Linked DNA regions of Homo sapiens: region 2 is linked to region 1. Evidence: chromatin loops called from intact Hi-C (ENCODE). Cell type or tissue: dorsolateral prefrontal cortex. All regions are shown on one strand.

The links. Peaks named below come from ENCODE experiments on the same cell type or tissue, not always from the same donor. Only the 100,000 strongest peaks of a DNase experiment are listed, where the experiment ranks them.
Region 2: a loop joins it to region 1, with 3 times the contacts of the local background. A loop is called at or near these places in 18 of 110 quality-filtered maps.

The regions. Positions count from the first base shown.
Region 1 is chr1:219,658,093-219,666,092 of GRCh38, forward strand. No RefSeq gene overlaps it. Among named protein-coding and RNA genes, the nearest start is that of ZC3H11B, 49 kb to the left of the region's middle. RefSeq lists enhancers at 2,995-3,289, 3,236-3,285 and a silencer at 3,082-3,281. In dorsolateral prefrontal cortex, CTCF peaks have their summits at 3,157 (motif pointing left) and 3,356; DNase peaks (open chromatin) are centred at 2,779 and 3,139; H3K4me3 peaks cover 1,567 bases; H3K27ac peaks cover 3,082 bases.
Region 2 is chr1:219,200,728-219,208,727 of GRCh38, forward strand. All of the region lies in intron 3 of LYPLAL1 (lysophospholipase like 1), which reads left to right. It also overlaps the pseudogene RIMKLBP2. Among named protein-coding and RNA genes, the nearest start is that of LYPLAL1, 31 kb to the left of the region's middle. In dorsolateral prefrontal cortex, a CTCF peak has its summit at 4,081 (motif pointing right); no DNase peak of the experiment used is centred here.

The DNA of each region.
Region 1 (8,000 bases):
GAGACCAGCTTGGCCAACATGGTGAAACCCCATCTCTACTAAAAATACAAAAATTAGCTGGGCATGATGGCTTGTGCCTTTAGTCCCAGCTACTCGGGAGGCTGAGGCACGAGAATTGCTTGAACCCAGGAGGTGGAGGCTGCAGTGAGCTGAGATCACACCACTGCACTCCAGCCTGAGCGACAGAGCAAGACTCCATTTCAAAAAAAAAAATTTAAATAAATGAGTGAATGTAAATGTTTTTTCCTCATTGCCTTTCTAGATAAGTAACTGGTGAGATAAATTATTTAATCCTTAATTTCTGATGATTTAATAGATGATCTGTTTCATGCCATAGTTACCACCAATGAGTTTAATTTCAAAAACACTGAAAACTTCCTAGTACTCTAAAAAAACATGTTCCAATGTGTTCACCAACGCTTAAAATTCCCATTCCATACTTTATTTCTTAGTGGATAGATTTGTTCCCTACTAATAATGAAATATTCTCAGGAAGAGTAGCATATTAGATTATTATCAAATAGATGTGATGGAAGCAGAATTTAGAAACTGTTCTGAGGAGAGAAGTAGAATGAAAATAGAGAAAGAAGAAAAGAACTGAACCCTTGAAGGCACAAAGGATTATTTTAATGAGTAGTTAGTGTTTCTGTCCCAGTAATTCTGGAAAGCATCAGTCTTAATCAAAAACTAAGTACATTATTTGACAGCTCTTTGGAAATATAGTTGGGAAGAAAAGAGCTTTTTAGAACCTAAATAACAAAAATAGCTTATTTTTGAATGCCTACTTTTGAATATGTTTACGGACTCTACATATATTTTTCTCAGCCTTCAAACAACTCAATGGCAAGAGGTCTCATTTTATAGATGAAGAATCAAAGATTAAACAATGAATGGAAAAACAGGGTTTCTAACCACATCACATACTATTCCACCACCACCATCATCACCACCCTTTCCCGTGAACACGTTCTCCCAAATGCAACAACGCCTATGTAAGCATAAATATGATTCTGTATGGCTCTGATTCAACTAAGCACTTTGCCACACTGCTGCTGGTTCTCACTAAGTAATGTCACAGAACTATATATTGCACTGCCCTAGCACAGAACTGTTTTTCAGAAGTGACTCAAATAGAAAGTGGCATTAGTATTAACATACAAAAACATTCTTTTTTTGAAACTCAGAATGCTGGATCTAAGAAATGGCCACTTTAAGCTTGCACTAAATCTGAGTTTTGATGCTTAGCACATTCATGCTTAACGATCTGAACAATAAGTAGTGTGTCTTCCAACTGGTGCAGCTCATTCCCAGCAGCCTAGATAAAGCTGGTGGTGAGTATCCAGTCATTAGAGCTGGAAATGGACTCAGCACCTAGCATGAGCCAAATTGTGACTTCATGCAGGGCTATTTCTTTTTTCTTTTCTTTTTTTTTTTTTTTTTTGGTTTGTTTGTTTCTGTAGCTGTTCTGTTGCATTAAAGAGGAAAAAATTAATATGAACATTCAGTTCAACAACTGCCTTTGAGCACCTCTTATTGCAAAAGCCCCATGCAAAGTAGACACTGTGGAGATAAATAGATTTTAAAATATGCCCCCAAGGAAACTATGAAATTGCTGGCACAAATATTTAAGGGAAAATGGGCCACACTGACATTCCAGAATAAAACTGGTGAGCATTTCACTTATTAGGTAAAAGAGAAAACTCTTACTCATATTGAAATAATGTTTTGGTCTTCTTCTGAAACATGATATACTTTCCTATATTTGACAAAACTGACTTATCCACTTATGCCTGCTGTTTAGGGAGCCCCTGCTGAGAACTGAGAAGTTTCTGTCCTGAAGTCACCAGCTGAGAGGGCTGTTGCTAAACTCTCCCCACATTCTGTCTCCCAATGGCGTCATAGTCTTTGAACACAATGTAAACACATGCTTAATTTTAAGATTGGCTTATTATCTACATTCAATATCTCTGTTTATCAGAGCCCCTCTTAGTCTCTACATCTGTCTACTTATTCCAAACCTTAGTACAACCTTGCCCATCACTGAGGATGATAAACGTGACACAGATTGTCATTTTCCTTTTTATTCTAATGAGCAATCTGGCTCTCATTAGGGCCAATTAAATTAGAACATCCCCCCCAAAAAAGAATATTTAACGTTTATTCTGAGAACAAAAGAGAAAATGCAAGTGTAATCTGTCAGTTTATCAGGCAATATTTTTAACTTAATATTAAGAAATTGCTGTGAACTCATAAATAAACCATTAGCAAAAAGAAAACTGCTAATTAAGGTATAATCTAATCTGCTCGTCTCCATTTTGATCATAGGGTAAAAGTTCAATAAACTTTTTGATCGATACACCACAGAGATAGAAGTGAAATAGTCAAGACTTTTAATCAGGTAATTCACACTCCAGGAAGAAGAGAGGAAAAAAACACTTTGCCTCAATTCCCTCAAAATTTTGCACTAAAAATCTTGCTTTGGGGTGACTCAACCTCTCACTTATAATTTTACAAACGGCATAACCTGAGCGCTTAGAGACCATTTAGCCCAATTCCCTCATTTTACAAATGAAGAACAGGAATACAAAGACTAAGGGAGGCCCCTGGGGGCAGCGCTGGGCTGAGAACCAGGTGTCCCGACGTCAGCTCCTCCCACCTCACCTCCCTTACAAAAAAAGGGGGTGAGGAGGATACCCCTGTTGCACACAGGAGGTGGGGCGCTGCTTAACTTTTGTTAGCACCATCCGTGGGGGTGCTTGGGAAGTTTCGCTCCCTATGAGCGTGGTGACGTCATGCGAGCCAGGGGTTTTCCTAAAGGCAGCCTATGGCTCTGGCCAACGGGACCAAATCTCGGAGGGCCAAATTGAGGGAGTGTGAAGTGGGGGATGTGGCTGGAGAAGAGAAGGTGATACTAGGCCAGGACAGCTGCAAAATGACTGACAACGAGAATGAGAATATGGGTTCCTCTCTTGAGTCCCCAGAATTTTTTTCAAGTTCTTCAGCTGCATACATTTGGCTCTCTGGCGCCCTTTGTTTTCTGGCTGATGATCCTTTTATTTTTCCTGTCCTACATTTAAAAGAGAAGGAAAGAAGCGGGGAAGTCGGTTCCAACTACTCCTCGCAGCCAGTCCTCGAGCGCCCTCTGCCGTGTACATGGGAGCTCTTTGTCTTAACCTTGCAAGCGCTTACTCCTGGGTGTTGCTTTCCGCTATCAACAGAAGGTTATGGCGACATCTACAGAAGGTTATGGCGACATCTTTGCTTCTGTCTGCTGCTCAGGAAAAGCTTGGAAAATACAAAATTAGGTTGATAAAATTTGTTTCCTGTAGGAGTGTCTCCTAATTCAAGTGGAATGTCGCTCACCAGTGGGCTTAAATAAACCCTTAATCTTAAACATCCACTTTATCATGAAAATGGCACTATTTATTCCACTGGCAATATCTTGTGTCGAAATCTAAACAGTATTTCTTCTCTAATGGGAGTGAGACAGAAAGTCCTGCCAATCAAGCAGGAAAAAGAAGCCTGCATCAGACAGCAGGCCTCTGTTTCAAGGGATAAAAACCCATATTCATTCACCCAGGACTGCCGCAACTTTAAAAAACAATGTCAAAAGGAAAAGAAGGCATTGTTGCAAAAGAAAGTTCTCTGGTGTTTGTTTCATTCTTTTTTCTCTTATTTTCTTCTCTTAAAGAAAAAAATAAAAGCTGGTATAATTCCTGGTTTGCTTAAAGGCTAATGTATATTTACAGAAGCATCCAAGCCATGAATCGCTTTGAATTGAGTCGCTGTTAGATGTACAATAGGCCTACTGTGTTGCAAAGAGTCTGGCCACTCATCATGACCCCCTATTCAGTCGACCGTCCATTAATCTAAACACAGGCTCTCTCAGAGACATCCAGAAGCCCAACAATGGTTTACATTTTTTGGATGCTACCTTCCGGTTACTGTACCTAAGTGGGGAAATGTTGCTGAGAGATATTCCAATTTGACTCCCAAACGGGTTTTAAGCAAGTTACCATCCACTTGCCCTAAGCACAAAAGAACAGGTTTTCTTTTCCTCTGCCAAGTATCAATTTTTATATCAGATAGACGTCAATTATTGCTAAAAAGCTGATACAATAATAATGGAGCAGCACACAGTGGGCAGAGTCCCACTGCAGTGAAATTGGATAAGGATTTGGTTTGATTATGTAACTTTTTAGAGCAGCATAGTTTCTGCTAATAGCATGATAAATAAACAGCATCTATAGAATGTCTGAAGAATGACAATTTTAAAAAGAAAGAAAAAACAAAGGTGACCCTTGAATGTCTCTGACAACTAATCAATTTCTGACTACCTTTTTAGTCCCTTCCCTTTACCTCACCAACAACTGCATGTCACCAAACAAGGTTTCCCAAAGAATCTCCTTCTTTCCCCTGCTGGATCAGGTGAATCATAGAATCCACCATACAACTGACAAAAAGTTTTGTTCTACCATAAAGCAATGTAAAGATTAAATGTAAAGCAATGGCCAGATTTCACTTGGAACTTTCTTCTTGTTCAAATTCACTGTAAAATCCCCTTGGTTTAAAACAATGCAAGGTATACGTCCATACCACCCTGAACGCACCCGATCTCGTCTAAAACAATGCAGGAAGAAAATCACGTATTCTGCCGGAAATTCATTTATTTATCTGTACTATAAGACCATTGACTATTCCCTCACTATTTCCATAGTTTTATTAATGCTACAGAAAGAGAAAGTAACATTTTTCCCCAAGATCCCTTCTCATTTTATGGAGTAGATATTTTGAGGCATTACCTAAGTACTCCCAAGCATCCAAATATCCAAATCTAAAATATCTAAAATATCCCAAATATCTAAACACCTCAGATGGGTAAAAGCCTACCTTTTTTTGGGAGATATTCATAAGAGGAAGAGGGAGAGAGCTCACATCCTTATTTTTAACTCATTGCTGTGTCTAAATATCCCCACTACCAGCATCTAAGCTGAATTCTCCCTAGAAATGCTCAGTGCTGGTTATCAGAAGAGAATATGACATAATGATTAACTAGCACAGTATTGACTGTTTCTACTTATCACCACCATGACAAACTGCAAGATCGAACTTCTACTCCATCCCTCATTTTTGTCCACATGAAATCAGAAACCAATTTGACCCATTTATTCACTGAAATGCTTTAATTAGATGGTCTCAGGTACTCTCCAGAAATTACTTTCACTTTCTAACTTCATCACCCACAACTTTTCGCCAGCCACCACCCCTTTAAAAAGACCTCCAACCCGGGTGCTTATTAAAATAGCAGAAGCCCAAGCTCCACCTAGACCTACTAAATTAGAAACTCTGAGATGGAGGCCCAGGAATCTGCATTTACTAAGCTTCCCCCATCACCAGGTGATTTTGATGCAAATGCATTTATTTTATTGCCGCCATAATTCTGAGGAATCACAGTAGAAGCTAACATTTATTAGACTTCTGTTTTTTGCCAGGCACTGTTTGAAACACTTCATACATGTATTAATTCTTTTAATTATCACAATAACTTTATAAGAGGGTACAGTTTTTACCCTTATTTAGATGTTGATTATCCTTTCTGAGATAAAGGGACATTAGGAAACTTATTCAAGAGCACACAGTTAGTATATGGCAAGAGAAAAGATTCAGATCCAGAGGATGTCATTCCAAGCCTGTCACTAAATCACCAGGTTTTACAATCTCTAAAACAATTATTTGTCCTCTGTCTTCTCTACTAGGCTATGAATTTGTTAAGGGCAGGAATCATAGCTTTTCATCCAGATAGCTGCAGCACTCATCCAAGTGTGTGATGAACTCAAGAAATGTTTATCGAATTGTTTATTAGGTTGGTGCAAAAGTAATTGCAGTTTTGGCCATTAAAAAGAGGTAAAAACCCAGCACTTTGAGAGGCTGAGGCAGGCAGATCACGAGGTCAAGAGATCGAGACCATCCTGGTCAACATGATCGTAGTAGAAACCCCGTCTCTACTAAAAATACAAAAATTAGCTGGGCATGGTGGTGCATGCCCCTAGTCCCAGCTGCTCGGGAGGCTGAGGCAGGAGAATTGTCTGAACCCAGGAGGTGGAGGTTGCAGTGAGCCAAGATTGCACCACTGCACTCCAGCCTGGTGACAGAGCCAGAATTCGTCTCAAAAAAAAAAAAAAAAAAAAAAAAGGTGAAAACCACAATTACTTTTGCACCAACCTATAAAATGTAGAATAAACCAAGATACAATGTTTTTGTCTATGGATAGTATTAGGCTGGTGCAAAAGTAATTGTGGTTTTTGCCATTACCTTTGCACCAACCTAATATCAGTGAGATTTTTAAAAAACCCAAAACCTCATTGACCACAAAAGTAAATAAATAAGTAAATGTGGCAGTGCTTTGGTGAAACACCAACGAGATGATGTCTGGTTTTCATTAAAAATCATAAGTAATATAATAAATATATCAAGTTAATTCATACCAGAAACCAAAGCTTACACAGCGTCATACTGTAATACCTCAGAAAGCAGTCCTGGGGACAACCAAGAGGTGCCCAGGGGTTTACTAGTGATCCCCAAACCATGTTGTCATGTCCCTGGGTCTAGGTGTAACTTCAAAACATAAAGAATACACAAGACTATATTGCTGCTTCATTCTGAGGAGAGGCATGTCACTCCTCTTCTTCCTTATCAAATACCTAGAAACTGCAGCCACACAGTTCAGTTAAGTAAACATTTCCAAATCTGTGAAGGAAGATCCAGCTAGCTGTACAGTGGTGGTAGTGCCTTTCAAGTTTGGCTCTGCTCCCTAAAAGGCATAGGCATTCACCTGTTTCATCAAGGTAGGGTATTGTCAGGTGTGTCCAAGTGCATTAGAAATGTCACCGATGTTACCAGCTGCTTCCTAAGAAGAAAAAAGACCTAGAACCCGAATTATGAACAAACAGAGTCTTATTTACATAACTGATATCAGAACTCACATGTTGTGTCCACACTTAGTCTAAGTCCAAATAAAACTGAGAAAGCACATAAACTATTCAGCCAGATATTTAGCATTTTATATATTTATAAGTATATATCTATATCTATATCTATATATCCATATCTATGGATAACTATGTAGACATTTTTCTATTTTTTAATCCAGATGTTCTGATGCTATATTTACATACGTATATACATAAATAGTCATAGTCATCAGATTTCTAATCTGTTGCTTCAACTCCCACATCTTCCAAGTTTTTGACTCAGCTAGGATCACAGGTACCCACTTCTGGATGCACACACCTCACACACAATGCTGACCCTGATGGGATTTTTAGATGAGTTTCAGGGGGTCTCAGGGAATCTCATTAAAAAAAAAACTGTCAGACCCCAGAAATTAACTATTTTCTTGTTTCCAGACTTGCTGAGGAAATATTTTTCTCTTTTTTAGAGAAAATGTATACACCATACCCTACAAGAGCATGTGTCATCTAAACTGTATAAGGGATCATTTGCTGTTGGTGACTTTGAAGTTCTGAATAAATACTCAGAACAAATATCATATTGAAAGTCAAGCCATTGACAGACATGGACACAGCCGCACATTGCCCAGCACTGCTTTGCTGCAGAGAGTTTGCTTTATAAGCTCACGACGCCAGGATAGTCCAGCATTTTGGTCACGTGGGGCTAAGACCAAATTATCAGACTGAAAAAGAAGCAGCCTTGCTTGTGCAGAGAAGGAGAGTCATCAGCATCCTGATTACTTTTAGTGATACAACATATATCTCCCTTTCTTTTCTCCAAGAGTCGTTATGAAAATGGTGATGAAGGTTGCAGCCACTGTCAGCTCCTCCAGGACCGACAACAAAAAGTAGACACCTCACTACTGAAAGTAAGATTTTATATGATTTCTGCTTCCTTTTGTGATTTGCCTCCATATTCTCCTGCCAAAGAATGCAACAGCTTCATAAACAGTGACATGAGGACAGAGCTTGGCTTTCCAATCTAAGTTA
Region 2 (8,000 bases), 460 kb before region 1:
TTATTTCCTCTTCAGTATAAAGTTTATCACTTGATTATAGAAGATATTATAAAGAAGAGAGGAACAGCCAGGTGAAGAGATATATATGGCAAGGTCTGGAAGGGTCCTGAGGACAGGAGCTTCTGTCTCCCCGGAGTTGCCTCCTGGTACAAGGAAGCAGTCCACTAACCTGGAATCTCTGGATTTTCTTAAGGTCTGAGAGCCAATATGAATTTTGAATCTAACTTTATTTCATTTTAAAGCCAACGATTCTTACATTTAGCTGAACTTTTTTAAGATTCTTAATACGTATTATCAAATTCCTGTCACAAAAAAAGTGTACCAGTTGATACTTCCAACCATCTTTAGAAGAATTAGAACCTTATTACATTGATTAATATGGTCTTGAAAAAATTTTTCTCAAAATAAGTACACAGGAAGTGGTAACTAATTTTAATTTGTGCTTAATTTGTTATTTTCAATTCCATTATAGTTTGACATAAAAAAACTTTTAAAATCTTTTATAATTGTTTTGAAATAATTTCTGAGTTTAAGTTTTCTCATTAGAACGTGGGTGAATATAAAATAAATTTTCTACTGGTTTTTCTAGTGTTGCTTTTTTTTTTACACTGAATTATTTGACTCATCTGGAGTTTATTTTTGTTTCTTTCTACCATATAATGGAAGACTATTTTCTGAAGTACCAAGAGAACCTTGTTAAAAGACAGTCTTATTTATAATTCTAAAGCACCAGTTATATGGTCAGTATTTTGTTAAGCCTCTTTTGGGTTTATGAGAATAAAATTTCTTTTTGGAAGATATGTTGACTTATGAAATTATAAAATCTAAGATTTATTAATTTCATATTATAATATATAATATACCAAATTAAAGTGGGGGTAAAAACATTTTTTGTGAGATGAGCTAATTAATGTCTATAAAGCCTCTTTTTTCTACATTGAGATACAGAAAGAGACCACAAAAGTGCAAAGGCAGTCATGTTTGTTTTTGTTAACTGTATAGTTCTTTAACCAGCCAGTGAAAATAAATCTTCACTAAGTTTTATGGAATTATACACATGCCACAAAACACACGTTTCTTGACCTCTTATACTGTGACAAAACATTAGTGCTATTACCCCACTTTTCATATGCTGGATTCTTCACATACGTTAGTTATTGATTCATAGAGCAAATAATATTCAAGTCTTTTGTTGCAGTTTTTTGTTGTGGTGGTTGTTTATCTTAGTGATCTAGCTGAACCTCTCGTATGTATTTGTTGTTTACCTTAGTGATCTAGCTGAACTTCTCATGTATGTATTCCCTGAGTTAGAAACATCATAATTACAAATGCCCTTAAGCTGACATCATATAACATAGTTAAGAACTTGGGCTCTAGACTCAGAGTGCTGAGTTCTAATCCTATATTCCTCACTTTGTAGGTGTCCAGTCTCCTTATTCTCTGTGTCTTGGATGATGGTAATAATATCTACCTTTTAAAGTTGTGGTAGTTGAACTAGTCAGTTCATGTGAAATACAAATGTGTCTGACATGTAATGTTGAAAAAGTTTTCTTGCCATTATTACATACTTCATACCACCCATCCTATGGTCACCTGGATAGCAAAAGGCCACACTGGAACAGTGGTACCACTTGGAGACTTACAGGTAGCTTAGTTGTTTCTTCCCTACCAGCTGCTTACTTTTTCCTCAGTGGTATATGAGCTCTGCTTCCCTCTTTCTTTTTCATTGCTCCTAGATTATTTAAACAAGAGTTACTGTTTAGTATTTTTCTACTAGCTTTTATACTTTTGTACAGTGTCTATTAGGGTACATTTAAGTTGTTAGGTCAGATTTAAGTGCTATTCATAACGTTTTAATGAAGGAGGGATTCAGTGGGAAATAAAAGAAAAATGCATTTGAGATTCCAAACAATTTTTATTAAGCACACACAACCCATAGTGAGGAATGAAGTTAGGTAATTTTTTTTTGAAACAGGGTCTTGCTGTGTTGCCCAGGCTGAAGTGCAGTGGCGTGATCATAGCTCACTGCAACCTAAACTCCTGGACTCAGTGATCCTCCTGCATCAGCCTCTTGAATTGTTAGGATGATAGGCACTTGCCACCATGCCTGGCTGTTTTTTTTTTTGTTTGCTTGTTTTATGTAGAGATGGAGTCTCTCTATGTTGCCCAGGCTGGTCTCAAACTCCTGACCTCAAGTGATCTTCTGCTTCAGTCTCCCAGAGTGTTGGTATTATACCTGTGAACCACCATGTCTGGCCCAGGCTAGGTTTCTTTTAAAAATGAATTATAATGGGAAAAACTAGCAAAATGTAAGATTGGAAAAGAAATATGAAGGGGATAGGTTCAAAAGTTGTTAACCTTTTATTTTGTTTAATAATCTGTTCAGATTTCTGATTTAATGTAAGACAGTATGTCCTAATGGGACCCAATCTCTGAGAGTGTAGTTGTGTTTGTGTAACTTTATAAAACAAAACTACTCTCTGTATTTGATGTAGATAGGAGCCCATTCTTTGCGGTTTTATTTGATTAGTGGTACTTTGTTATGTTGAACTCAGTTTTACAAACTTTTTTTTTTTTTTTACAGTATGTGATCTTCTACCTTTTCTAGGTAGTGTGTCTAGCTTGGACAGGTCAAAAATGATACTTCTCACTAAATTTTATTTTCAAATTGTCAATAAAATGTTATGTGCTGGAGTATAAAAGAAACTGAGAAATTTACAGTCTAGTAAGGCAGAGAGGGAAGTAAAGTATTCTAATACTGTACAGGTATTATTGAAGAACAATGTCGAAGGTATAGCGTAAGCAGCAAGGAGAGAAGTAAATCTTTCTGGGAGTTGGGAACTGCTTTGTTGAAGTGGCAACTGAGTCTTAAAGAATAATTGAGAATGTGACTGGTAAACAAGGACAGAAACATGTTCATGAAAGAAAGCAAGGGACACATTAAATCCTTCCAGGAAATAGTTTGGTGTACATCCCAAATCCTAGTATCATTGAATTATATACAGGGAGTGAATGATGTGATCAAATGGGCATTTTAGAAAGATTATGCTGACAACTCTGGAGGGCTGACTAGTCAGTGTGAAGGTCAGAAAAACAGCAAGAAAGCAAATGCAATAGATCTAGTAGAATGATGAAGTGCTAAACTGACACACTATTTTAAGACTTCAGGAATACCAGGATGAGTAAAACTACATTTAAAATTTTAATCATCTGTGGGGTTTAGCTATGAAAATTTTTTGTTTTCTAAGCTTTCTGCAATGGATATGCACTGCTTTCTTAATAGAAAAAATAGTAAACTTTGTTAAGAGAGAGAGAACTCAGCAAAAGGCTCATTACAGGGGATGTTCAGTTAAAGGGGGTTCCTTGGAGACATTCATGGATCCTCACTCTGCACATTAGGAATATAAGAAAAATGTTGATTTTTTAAAATTTATTTTTGTATATTTATGTTTCATATGATTCTACCAGACATTAAGATAAAACTTAGGGAAAACAGGCAATAGAATAGTGACTTTTAAATTACTTTTCGAAAGTTGGCAGTATAGTCATTGACAGAACCAGGATTCAAATTCTGTATTCTGAGAAAATTATTAATAATAGATTGTCCTGCCTTCTTCTGGCTTTATTAACATATTAACAGTGTCCAGTGTGCAGAATATAAGCATTTTATTGTCAGTACATTCTCCATCATTATTAAAGCCTGTCTTGAACTCTTCATTTCCTTCTAGTTTGTTTCTGTCTAAGACAGGAAACTGGAGAAAGGTATATCATTTTTCCCTTGTGTATTGTTGTGCTTAGAAAGTACATATGGTAGAGATAGCTTTAAATTAATTGGCATCTATATTGCACTGGATAGTTTTAAAATTGCCATTACATGTCAGTGTTTTCTATTTAGGTAATGTTTTAAGTTCTGAAGTTGTTTTTATATACATTAGATCTCCTGGGTCTTGCAGTAGGTAAAAGTAAAGTAGGATATAATTATTTTCATTTCAGAGGTGAAGAAACTAAAATTCAAAGTGTTCCTGGCTAATACAGAGTTGGGACTAGAACCCGGGTCCCCATAATACCTTCCTTTATTGGCCACTAGGTGGTGATAATTCGTTGTTAAGAGAGAATACTGTTATAATTTAGGCTTAACTTAGATCTAGGATGTATAGAACCTGACAAATGATATGAATAGATTTATCAGAATTTTGATAATATAAGCATATTATCAGAATTTTGAAGCAGAGAGAATCAAGTCTTTCTGGAACTACACTGGAGTAATTTACGTGGATGATCTAAATATCCATCATGACAGGAATGGTTGAGGGAATGATGGCCTATTAATAGAATTGAGTATTATGTAACCATTAAGTACTACATGCACACACACATAAAAAGCACTCAGTAGGCCGAGGCGGGTGGATCATGAGGTCAGGAGATCGAGACCATCCTGGCTAACAAGGTGAAACCCCGTCTCTACTACAAATACAAAAAATTAGCCGGGCGCGGTGGCGGGCGCCTGTAGTCCCAGCTACTCGGGAGGCTGAGGCAGGAGAATGGCGTGAACCCGGGAAGCGGAGCTTGCAGTGAGCCGAGATTGCGCCACTGCAGTCCGCAGTCCGGCCTGGGCGACAGAGCGAGACTCCGTCTCAAAAAAAAAAAAAAACAAAAAAAACAAAAGCACTCAGTAAGTATGTGTTCAATTAAAAATAATTATAAAATTTTGTAATTCTGTAGAAAGACTTTCAAATTAGTATTACATGAAAAAAATAAGATACATTGAACATGTAGAGTTAGTTTAACTGTAAAAATGAAATTTAAGAGAACATGTCAAAATTCTGTACAGTACAAAATATTGTAAAATTTTGTACAAGAAACTTTTGTACAAGAAACATTTTGTACAATGGGTGTATATTAATTTTGCAATAAGATTAAAAATAAAAATAAATGAAGGGATAGTTAGAATTCCCAAGATGAAGTCTAGCATCAAAATTTCCAGCCTGCCTTTTTCTGAACTTGTACACGTTTTCTCTATAGCCCAGCTGGGAGCTAAAACTTCAGAATGATAGCATTCTTCTACTTTCTTTGAACATATATGTATTTTAATTAAACATTTTATGTTTCTTCAACAACTAGTAGGACTTTAAAGGCTCTGGACTGTTGTTCTAACAGTTTTCCATAGAGGAAAATAAATATTTTGTTTATCCCACAAGTTTTGTATGAGAGGAGATATCCAAATAAATGTAATAGTCATAATTTCTGTATTCCCAAATCTGAAGAATAATTATAATAGTATACCAGTTAAATGGAAGAGGTGTTGAAATTTAGAATGGTAATGGACTTTATTGCATGTTTAAAGTTCTTTTCAGTTGATAGCACACTTTAAGTGGATTTTTTTAAGGATTTTACTTTCAGATTGATTATCTTAATGTTCCTAATATAGTCTTTTTATAGATTGTTTCTGTTTTATTTTATATAAAGAGTTCATAAAGCCAGGTTTATTATTTTTTAACATGTTTTATTCAGCTTGTTAATCTTAAGTGTATGTTGAAATGTTAACTCTTGACATTTTAAATACTTTGCCAGCAACCGTAAATACCCGTTATAACCATTACCTACAATGGATTTACTATTTTCGTATTTACTTATTGAACAGTAGATTTTATATCATTTTTTAGACTCTTAGGTGGAAAATTGAATTCAAATAACTAGTTCTTTGTGTTAAATTTTCTTCTGTTAGGAAAAAATACACAAAGTCCCTTTTCACAGTAGTGTCCTATGCTAAAGGTCATTGTATTGTCAAAGACGGCTAGTGAGGAGTTGCAGATTACCTCACAAAATCATAAATGGGAAAGGGACTTAGATTAAATCTTAAAATAATAATATTTCAATGAGTATATTTTTCTTCATTGTAACTTAAGAGAATTAAACATGAAGTTAAATGTCTGCAGGATGCATTTATGTGTATTCATAATGACATTTTATGTGCGGGTAAATGTTTTCTTTCTCTCTTTTTTTTTTTTTAAGTTGTTACCATCAAAAGTCTCTGAAACTACATAAAGTGATTACATTCCCTGGTCAACAAAAATGAAGTGTTTGTCACTTCATATGTAAAATTTTCTTGATAGTTATGCTTTTAAAATCTCTTTTTAATGTAAGTTTTTGCCTACTAATCTTTTATTTACATTTTATCTTTTAATGATCTTTATCTTAGCCTCAAAATTATCTATGAAATACTAATTTTATTTTTGCTTCATTTATAAATTTTGAAGCTTTTTTCAATCATTCGTACAGCTTAGATGGTCTAGAACTATGGTAGCCACTAGCTACATGTTGCTCTTTAGTTAAATAAAATATAGAATTGGTTCCTTGGTCACACTAACATATTTCAAATATTAATTAGTTACATTTGGCAGACACATAATTCAGGCTCTTGAATTTCTCAGAAAAAAATAATAAATTTGCTCCTGCAGCCTTGTTATCTATCGCGTGTGGATTTTCTTTAAATGGTGACCATATTTTAACTTTTTGTTTTTACCCATTTTACTTAATTTTGAATTATTTGCCACACAGCTGTGATTCTCAGACATCTGATTTATGGCATAAGAGCTTTTAAAAATTAGACATATGCAGTGAGATTTTGTTAGTGGGTCTGGGATTGGGTCTAAAATCTTTATTTTTAAGAGGTCAGATTAGGAATGATGGGCTTGGAGCACACTAATCATTCATTCCTAGATTTTGTAGGTTTTTTTAAGCTTTACTTTTATATCAAATTAAATCACCAAAAACCTACATTTTCTGATGATAAATTTGTCTCCTTGCAGAGATATTGTTACTGAGTTACAGTTACATTGTTCATTTGTTTAATAAGTATAAGCACTTTCTGTGTGCCAGGCACTGTTGTAAGCATAGAGGGATACATTGATGAATAAAACACAAAAATCCCAGCTCCCATCATTAAATTCTAGTGAAAGTTAAGTCTTTATGTCCCAGAATTTTATGAGAAGAATCAGCAACAGAAGTGGCAGTATGTAGAATGTCTGATTTTGAATTTTATGTTTAATAAAGATCCATTTAATAAATTCTATTAAGGAATTCAATGCTAAGAAAAATTTCTAGTATGACTTGTTATGATTCCTTCTGTTAAAGAATATTGCCTTGCTACAGAGAAACTGTTAAATGCCCAGTTGCACACGTAATTACTGCCCCCACCCTAACATCATGGTCTGTAAGTCTCTTTTTTTATTCTCTGTGTCTCACTCTTTGCTCAAATCCCATCTCTTCCTCTCTCACATTCTCTCCTATTTTAGAGATGTAGTTTTATTATTAACAGTGTGTTTGATTTTAAGCAACCTGAAATTCCTTTGTAAGTAAATGGGCTGTAAAGAACAGAGGGGAAATTGGAAGAGATGAAGGAAGTGAGTGTTTGGTAAGCTCTATTCTGTGAACTTTTAGGAAAGCTAGAATTGTGTTCTGAGAGATAGGGATTCTTAAACTGAAAGTAGATTTCTGTATTTACAGTAACTGTACATTTTAAAAGTTCTCGCAATTTTAGTTTTTATAACTGATTAAGTATTTGTATTTAAAAGGTTGGTGGAAAATCTAGAGATTAGTCCATCTATCTTGTTTTACTATAAATGAAATCCAGCATTTTAAATAATTTACACAAAGACATTCAGCTTGGGAGTATCACAGGCAGGACTAGAACTAGTTTCCTTAATGTTGTCTCTTTGATAAGCTTAAGAGATATTTGTAAATTTTTTACTACTTTCATTAGAAACCCATACGGTTTCTAAAAATTCAGTTAAATTTTTATTGAGTTACTGCTATGTGCAAAGCACTATACTTACCACTGAGCGTGTAAAGTTGAAACTGACTCATTAGTATGCGTGCACCACAGAGACACTTTGTTCAGCTAATCATAAGCACTCAATGAAAATATGATTATTGAAGAAAAACTGTTTCTTACCCTTAAGGGTTTCAAAATCTCAATAATTTATATTCAATAAATTAAA